Linked DNA regions of Homo sapiens: region 1 is linked to region 2. Evidence: chromatin contacts called from ENCODE Hi-C or POLR2A ChIA-PET data. All regions are on one chromosome and are shown on one strand. The core of a region is the stretch at or near the end of the contact, and the rest is flanking DNA. Distances in the headings are between cores, read along the strand shown.

Evidence for each region. Hi-C counts contacts between places; a loop is a spot of excess contacts on that map. ChIA-PET counts read pairs that join two places held with the same protein, here RNA polymerase II (POLR2A). Pooled maps may share reads with other maps.
Region 1: a loop to region 2 is called in a map of right lobe of liver, with 4 times the contacts of the local background. The contact joins the promoter of TRHDE-AS1 here to the promoter of TPH2 in region 2. A Hi-C loop is called at or near these places in 1 of 168 maps with a recorded cell type or tissue (right lobe of liver) and 1 of 50 pooled maps. POLR2A ChIA-PET finds 5 or more read pairs at or near these places in 1 of 52 experiments (WTC11).

The regions. Positions count from the first base shown.
Region 1 is chr12:72,271,182-72,275,713 of GRCh38, reverse strand. TRHDE-AS1 (TRHDE antisense RNA 1) reads left to right here and starts at 2,205. Exons shown (of 2, transcript NR_026837.1): 1 at 2,205-3,891. It overlaps TRHDE (thyrotropin releasing hormone degrading enzyme), which reads right to left and starts at 3,344. Exons shown (of 19, transcript NM_013381.3): 1 at 2,157-3,344. The coding sequence starts at 3,070.
Region 2 is chr12:71,936,559-71,941,254 of GRCh38, reverse strand. TPH2 (tryptophan hydroxylase 2) reads right to left here and starts at 2,410. Exons shown (of 11, transcript NM_173353.4): 1 at 2,164-2,410. The coding sequence starts at 2,268. RefSeq lists a silencer at 2,245-2,544.

The DNA.
Region 1 (4,532 bases), core at 956-3,455, 330 kb before region 2:
TTTGAAAGCATTGACCAAAACAAGCTCAGTTCTGCCAAACATATTTTGGCATGGCTCAAAAAACAGGATTTTTCAAAAGCATTTATTTCACTGCAGCAAGATGTATCAGTAATGATATGCAACTCCCACTATTGACATTTTGACCTAAGAAGCTTGTTCCTAAACATAGTATGCAAATTTGTTTTCTATGCCTTTCCCCCGTATTTGACATAATTCTGGGTTTAAAAAATATTTTTAATCTGTATTCTTTAGAACATGTTGGAGGAAGTGGTAGAAGGGGGTTTAAAATATCCATATCTAATGTCAGGAGTAAGAAAGTGAATAATTTATACATTCACTTATAGGAGGTTTTAACTATCATACAGCTACTAAAGCATTGGGCATTTTATTTATAGGAGGTTACTTCATAGAACTCTATAAATAATAAAACTTTTGCTTACTTTCACAACACATTGCAATTTCCCCAGCCTCTTACACAATAACTTCTTCTGAGAGTTTCCAAACACCATAAGCTCTGTCTGGTCCAGGGATTAGAGAACCAAAGTTCAAGTCCTAACTCTCCACTGACAAGCCTGCTCACCTCCAGGGCCCTGGGCTTCTCCGAGCCCATTTTCTGCTGTTGTGAGAATCACCTGAGAAAAGGAGAGGCTCTGCCTCATTACTGATCTGTAACCTGCCTCCTCTTCTAAAGTTGTTGGTTTAATTTTTAAGCTCACTTTGGTTGTTCATCTGCCCTCAGTCATTTAATTAATCTAAGTTATCTTAGCAATGTGGGAATTAGAGCAAAGAACAAGAATCACTTATTCATTCAACAATATACCTGAGAGCTTACTGCCACAAGACACTCATGAGAGCTAGCATTTATGGTGGATACTCTATATGCCAGGCACAGGGGTAAGTACTTTGTAATGCATTCACTCATAGACGTCTACACCAATCCTACAAGTAGAATATTATTATTGGTATCCCCAAGTTAGAATTAAAAGTCTAGGCTCAAGAGCCAGACTCCCTGGGTCTAAATCCGTGCTTTGTCTGCTCACTCTTGGTGATCTTGATCAAGCTATGTGACACACCTGTGCCTCCATTTCCCCACCTGTAAAATAGGGAATGCTGATAATAGCGTCTACCTCATAGGGTTCTTGTCGGATTGAGTACATGGGCGTGCAATAAGCACTAGAAGTAGTCATGTCAGGAAAAGGTTAATTACCTTCCTCAAACCTCCACCAGAGTTAGATGAACAGCAGAGATTCGAACTCAGTTCTATTGGATTATGAGGTCTGAGCTCTAAACAAGTGGTGAAAAGCTCCACGGCCTCTCGGAAATTTTTTATAAAAATACAAAACTACACAAATGTAAAACGCGGCAAAGACACTAACAAGGCATTTGAGACTGACAACTAGCTTTCCCACCGCTTGGCCACTGGAATCATCTCCAGAGGCAGCAACTCATAAACAAACAACCGGAGTCGCCCTGCCTTAGCACAGAGCTGGCAGCGCCCGCGAGGCCACTTATCGCTGGCTCTGGCCTTGGCAACCTCCACCCCCGTCCCGGTCCTCTCAGCCTATCTCTGGAAACCACTCTTTTCACTCCGAATCTCAACTTGAAGTTTGGGGAAACTTGACGCAGCCAAAGCCCATCCTCTGCTCTGCACCTGGCAGGAGACTAATAGTCAGGGAAGATGGGCATGTTGTGGGTGGGGGTGGAGAACGGTGTGTCCCTGACCTGCCCTGACATGCTAACCTGGATGCGCTGTTGTCTTGGCCTTCAGCGCCACGTATTTTCCCTCGACAGTAACTTGGCAAGCTTTTCATGTCACTCTGGCATCGCTCAGATTATCAGCTACCCTTCAGAAAAAGAGCCCTGCGTTTCGATGGCTAAGGAACTCTGACAGGAAGAGGAGAGGTCCCGACTAGAGGAGGGGGCAGCATTCATCTTTTGGCACCGGTGAGTCAGTTTGCGAAGTTGGCGGCAGCGAGACCCCGAGGCATCTGGGAGACCCCGGAGTTCTGACTGCCCTACTCCGCTTTCGTTTCCTTCCCCCCACCCCTGGCTTCCCGGGTATTGGAAGCCAGCTGGGTCCCCGGGGTCGCAGGCCGCCCAGAGGTTCGAGCCGCGCGCCGGGGTGGGGCAGCGCGGGGCACCGCCTCCCTCCATACCTTCTCTCCCCGTGGAGCACATAGGAGCTGCGGAAGAAGCCCAGGAGCTCATTCTCGATGAGCGCGTTGTAGATAATCTTCAGATTGTAATTCCTCTGCGCGTCCAGTGTCCTATTCAGCACCACCACTAAGACCTGGGTTTGCGGGTAGAGGAAAAAACCGGCTACAGGGACAGCCCCGAACGCCCGGTCCTCGGCCAGCTGCACTTTCTCCACCGCCACTCGGGAAGCGTGCAGCACTACGTAGCGGGTGGCGTTCCGGCACGCGATCTCCACGTTGACCTCCCCGGAGAAGGTGAAGTTCTCCATGAAGGCGGTGAGCATCAGATTGTAGTGCAGCGGCTTCAGGTGGCCCGACAGGCGCAGCTGCGTCCACGGCTCCCACGGCTCCCGCTCCTCCTCCGACGGCGGCTGGGCCGACGTGGTCCCCGGACTGGCCACCCCACCCGCCTCGGGCTGCCAGGAGTCCCCGCCTGCGTGGTGGTTGCGCCGGGCCGATCCAGGGAGGCTCCCGTTGCCGCCGCGCTCCGGAAAGCCTGAGGGGCCACCGTCGGCGCCTGGCGTGGCACTCGCCCCGCACTCGTCGAAGCGCAGGCTGAGCAGCACAGCGAGCATTGTGACCGCGAGCAATGCCACGAGGGACACAGCGAAGGCCAGCACAAGCCGCTTGTGTACGGCGATGTGGCGCTCCGTGGTGCGGGGTCGCACTCCCACTGAGTCTGCCCACGGGTCGGAGAGCCCCCTGCTGCCAGCCCGAAGCGCGGCGTCGTCTTCCCCCATCGCGGCTGCGAAGGGTGAGCTGCTCTTCTCGGCCCCCTCCTCCTCCTCCTCCTCCTCCTTCTTCTTCTTCCTCTTCTTTTTCTTCTTCTTTTTCTTCTCCTCCTCTTGCTCCCCCAGCTCGCCGTCCAGGGCCATCACACCGCCTCCTCCTCCTCCCCCGCCCCCTCTGGCACCCCCCGCGGGCGGGCCACCCGGGCCACAGCCAGAGCAGGCATCGGAGAGCTCACGCGGGCCGAGGGCGCGCGACTGGGGATGCTGGCCCGGGTTCTTTTAAGACGGGTTCTGGACACAAGCGACGGCAGCTTCCGCGACCCCCATCAGCCCCGCCTCACTCTGGACACCGGGCTGTGAGCTCTGGGACGCGCCCAACTTGGAAAGCGTCTTGCTTGCCCAGCGCGCGCTACTTCTCGGACGAGCACCCGGCGGCGGGGCACATGCTGCCCCCGCCCCTGCGCGCCTGCGGCTCCCGGCTCTCCCTCCCCTGCGCCGCGCTCTCGCCTCGCTTTCCGCGGGAGCCTTCCAACCGGTTCTCGGCTAGGGAGAAGGACGGGAGCGGTGGGAAGAGCGAGGGTGTAGAGAGGGAAGTTAGGGCTTTCGCTTTCTCCCCCCACTCCAGCGGCGGCGTTCGGTCCTCTGGGTGGAATGTGCTCGCAGCAGCAGTGACGGCGGCCACAGCACGGGAGGCACCCGAGCCATACACCCTGCAGCTGGAGAGAAAAGGATGGCCGAGGTGGGAGAGACTAGAGTGAACCAGCAGGAGGAAGTCCCAGGGCCGCGAAGCTACGACGGAGATCCGTCCTGGAAAAGCCTTCTCCACCCTGGGCACTTTAAGCGGCGGTGGCGGCAAACGGCAGGAGGTTGCAGACCCGACAGCGAGACTCCCTCATTCCAGTCTTGCTCTGCCCTCCGGAGATGACAAGTGAGAAAGAAGTGTCCGGCCGGGCCATCCCCTTCAGGTAGATGAAGCTCTGGGTTTGCTCCATATCCCAAGGGGGAGAGCCGAAGTGCGTATGTCCGAGCGCGTGTGCATGTGTGTGCGCGTGTGTGCGTGTGTGTATATACACAGGCTTCGGGTTTAGATTGCCAGGGCTACTCCAGCTGCATTGAGGGACTGAAACTCCCAGAGAAAGGCAAAGGAGAGGGAGCGCGCGAGGAGGCAGGAAAGGCGGGAGGGAGGGGAGCGACTGAGCGGCAGAGGCAGGCACTGGGAGATTAGAGAGCTTTTCTCCGCTCTGTCACACCAGACACCCACAGCCACAGAGGGGGTTGCTGAGCCGCCTGCAAGAAGTACATTGTAAATCTTCAGCGCAACAAGCCCCGCAGTCACCCCTCTTCCTGACTCCTTAGCCCCACCGCGCTCCAGGGAGAGATCCTTGGAGCCTTTGGCTATTAACATAGAGAGCAAAAGAAGATCCTGCTAGGGAGATGTGGCTGTGTCAGATTTCACATCAAGCTCGCCAGAGGATTTGGAGGATTGTATGTAAATTGAAATAAATTCTCCAAAACCTGACTACATATATTACATTATACTGTGCGATGTGTCCAGGTGTGCAGTACTAAAATAATGTTAGCAATGAAGCATTAAAATCCTCCGGAA
Region 2 (4,696 bases), core at 1,161-3,660:
TTTTACAGCACAAAATTTGATCTCTTAGCCTCGTTGAATCCTATGGAAACTATATTAATTACTAACCATATTAAAAATAAGATCAAACATATTTTTGAAAATAATTTTAGTTTCAATTAAATTTTAAAAACAAAATATCGATTTCATTCCAAAATATGTCAGCACATGCCCAGAAATTAATGGGTAGTATTACTTTCTTCAGTTAGATCCACATTGTCAATGTGAATCTGCCTGCAAAAGTTCAGCACAGACACATGTATAACTAACTCTAAGGCCATCTGTGTCAGAAGATAATATTTGAGAAGTGACTATTAAAATTCAGTGACAAATAAAAGGAAAAAAGGAGAAAGGCAGGAAGGAAGAAACCTGGCCAGCTAATTATTAGGGGCAAACAGTAAAAATCTGAGAAACTGAAAAAGATTAACACTTCATTAGCCACTTAAGATTTTATATTGCCTGATGAAGTAATGTCTATTAATCCTGCTGGCTAAAGAAAAAAATGACAGATTCCAGTAACTCAGGTCACATTGCCAGAAATGCAGAATAAAAAGCTGGAAACTTTATTTAGGAATAGAATGGGAGGAAACAAAACAAAAACAACAAGCTGGAAACTTTCATTTGACAGACAATGCAAAATTATGTGGTCTGTTTTATATTCTTTATATGCAAATACAGCATTGGGCAGACATAGAAGTAACTCCTGGCAAATGGTGATTTAATACAATCGTACCAATCTACTACATCCTCATGAAACTGAGAAATGTAGGTTTGCTTTGGGACCCAGTGAATAGTTATCTGCCATTGTCTTCTTCTGATTTCTCTACTGGCTTTATTTTCACACATCAGTATTGCCTTACTCACTAGATTTATATATAATAGAGATGGAGATTTTATTATTTATGACTTGAGGGAGGGAAGAAGTTTATGCAGACATTGACATTTGACAGTATGTTTAGTCATTAAAAGCTCAAATGTCTCAGTGTTCTTAACATCTGCCTCCTCCTCACCACACAACACACAGATCTTGCATACAGAAGTAGCATTTTTTATATAAAAGGGTCATACATTAACCATTACCCTGAGCTTACTTTGTTTTCCTTCTAGCAGTTAATTATGACTTCAAAACTCTTCATTGTAATATCTCATCCAAATATTCATGATATTTAAATGTTAAAAAATCTATTTACATTTTGGCCTCATTTTTGCAAATTGATTTAAATAATTCTACAGAAGTTGCCATGTTTACTTTTCAACATTTTTATCAGTAATAATATGTCAGTCCAACGCAGCCCTCTGGCACATATTTGGAGCTACGAAATTAAAACAGATGATTCTATGATACAGACTGAATTGGATTTGGTTGATAAACTCTGATAGTACAGTAATAAAATACCATTTAATATTTTTAATGACTAGGACCTGGATACATTTTTATTTCGTGGTTTTTATTAAATCCCATGACTACTACCTGAAAGCAGGATCTAAAATCCTGCAAATACTGCTTTTTTATCCTGTAGATATTATAAACATAAAACTCCCTTAAATACTATAGCAAGTGGTGTATTGCTTTCATTATTCCATCAAGTAAACTGAAAAAAATTGAGCAATGTGAAACACAGAAAAACTTTTGAAAGGAATCCAATCTTTCTTTTATTCCAATAACCTGCACCCATAACTAAGAAGAGAAAATAATAGTTCTATGTTTAAAGACCAGGCTTTGTAAACTGAAGGGGGTGTAGGAGACACAATGATCTTCTGAAAACCGTGGAAATTTATTTAATTTGTTCTCCCTACTCCTCCTCCTCATAATAAACGGCTTTTCAAAATTCTTCACACTCCATTTTTTTTTTTTTTTTTTTGGCTGTAGATTTAAGACATTGATTCATACAATCTCTCATTCTTAATGTTCAGGAACTTCTTAACTCTCTACTTACAAACTTTGCGGAAAAAAAGTTGAGCACGCAGTGATTGGCACACTCGCTTTACTTATGGAGAGAAGAGGAAGACTGGAGGCAGACAGGAGGAAAGCAGGGTAGACAGATTATAAAGAAGGAGAAATTTGAGGTGTGCGTGCTTACACTACAAAAGGGATTCATATGGTGAGGAGAAGATGGTCACACCCTAAAAAATAATTCTCCATAGTGCCAGGTACGTAGTACTCACTGTTGAGCTGCCAAGTAGCTGATGCTCTTCGGGCACTGCTGAATCCAGGGAAAACCCTCTCCGTGCCCAGTATTTACTGGAAAACATCATCATTGCTGGCTGCATGGATCCCGGTGTAATATTCTTTCTCTGCAGCAGGGGGTACTAGAGGGGCAGTAGCAGCGCTGGCGGAGATTGAGAGGAAGGGGCGTGCGATCAGCTGCCTGCTTGGGGCGCTGTCCAGAACCCTGGTGCTGAAGAGCAATGCGAATCCTCCCATCCCCGGGCTCCTTTATATGAATGACTGGAGACTGATGCAAGACTGATTAGAAAGAAACTCATTTCTGGTTGCCGATGGCCACAGTCAGATTACAGACCTGAAGCCTGGGGTTATCTGTGCTCATAGTGTGATTTGTTTCATAGGTCGAGTAGCTTTTTGGGCGGGGGTGGTGGAGAACAATACATAAGGGGGTGTTATTTGTACAAGAAACCATCTATCCTCTGACGTTAGTTCTCTCATCTCTCAAGCCTGCCACTGGCAAGTTAACCTCAGTCTTTAAGCAATTGTGAATTCAAAGATTTTGTGCTTTCTTTCCAAAATTAGAAAAATAATTTAAGAAAGATCAGCACTGCTGAATGCTTAAACCATTTTACGGATTTTTTAATTTTTAATTTTTATGGATAACTAATAGTTGTACACATTTATAAGGCACATGTGATATTTTGACACAAGCGTACAATGTGTAATGATCAAATAAGGTAATCAAGATATCCATTGCCTCAAGCATTTATCATTTCTTTTTGTGTTAGAAACATTCCAATTCCACTCTTCCAGTTATTTTAAAATACAAAAGAAAATAAATTATTGTGCTCCCGAACACTAGATCTTATCCCTCCCATCAGCATATTTTTTTTACTCATTGACCAACTCCATTTTATGTTAATAAGCTTTTTCTGACTTGACATATTCTAATTTTGTGCATGCAAATGTGTGAGTGTATATATGTGTAATGGCTTTCATAAAAGGGCTTCTTCTTAATCCTGTGATGCCTCTATGCAGAGTTATATGGAGGAAAATGTATTGCAAAGGAAAGGTAAGGGTTCAATTTAGCCACATGTAGATTACATATAGCTCAGATACTAATCCTGGAATCTTCCTTACTAAATGAGAAATAAAAGGAAACTAGATTCCCATATATCAGCCATTCATTTTAATACTCTTGTGGTTTTTCTCTCTACTGGAAATCATGGAAATTTAATCTTTGACATGACCCTTTCATATAAAAAGTGCTACTTAAATATACGAGATCTGTGCGTTATGTGGTGAGGAGAAAGCAGAGGTTAAGAGTACTATGACATTTGAGCTTTTAATGACTAAACATACTGTCAAATATCAATGTCAACTAGATCAAATCCAGCAACTTGACATGCATAGATTAATCAATATTCTTACTATTCAAACCTTAGAAAGTCATAAAATTCACCAGGCCACAGGAAAATGTTACCAATCTCCTGAAGAATGAAAAACTCTTGACCAAATGTGCTTGTTTGACTGAAAATCTAAACAAAATCTGGTGCTGGCACTGCTTGTCTATATAGAAAAAAAATTTCAAAACAAGTCGGGATGAACTAATATTGACTGAAGTTTAATTGTTTCTGGAGTCTTGAAGAGACATAATTATTAATTGATCTAATTCTGAAAATATTATTTGGCTTACATTTTCTGTAAGGGTCAGCTCTAATCAGCTAATAGGAGAAGCAAGTTTAAATAAGGCAAATGAACTAATGACAATAATAGTAGCTAATGTTACTGAGATGTAATGAAAGAACCAGAGATGTGAAGGGATAAAATCCACTAGATAGTGTCCCTGCTTGGATGTGGAAATGAGGGAAAAAAAGATATTAAAAGTAATTTATTTATAATATATATTTAGAATATTAAAGATTTAACTACTTTTGCTCACCCTGGAAACCCTATTAAAACAAGATAAAAAATTCCTTTTCAAGGTACACAAGAGTCGCATAAGTTGGAAAACAATGGCAACAAAAAATTAGCAGCTTGAAAGAAGAAAAAACTGATCAAAGGCTTTGCAGTCATGGGAAAGCTGAACCTTAAGCTATCAATGAAGAAGACTTAGAAGCAACGCACTTTACATGACAGAATACCCTAAAGGCTCAAATACCTCTGGAATTGAAGGTAGATGAGACTGAAAAAGAGTGGTTCAAAGTGTGAGAAGCAGTTAGACAAATCAAAACTTATAACAAAGTTACAATAATCAAGACAGTGTGGTACTAAGGACAGATATATAGGTAAATGAAATAGAATTGAGTGTCCAGAAATAAACCCTTACATGTAGAGGGAATTGATTTTCAACAAACGTGCCAAGACAATTCAATGGGGAAAGAATGATCTTTTGAACAAACTGTCCCGGGACAACTTTGGATATCCACATGCAAAATAATGAAGATGGACTTCTATTTCACATTGCACACAAAAATTAACTCAAAATGAATCACAAACACACATGTAAGAACTAAAATTAAAATTCTTAGA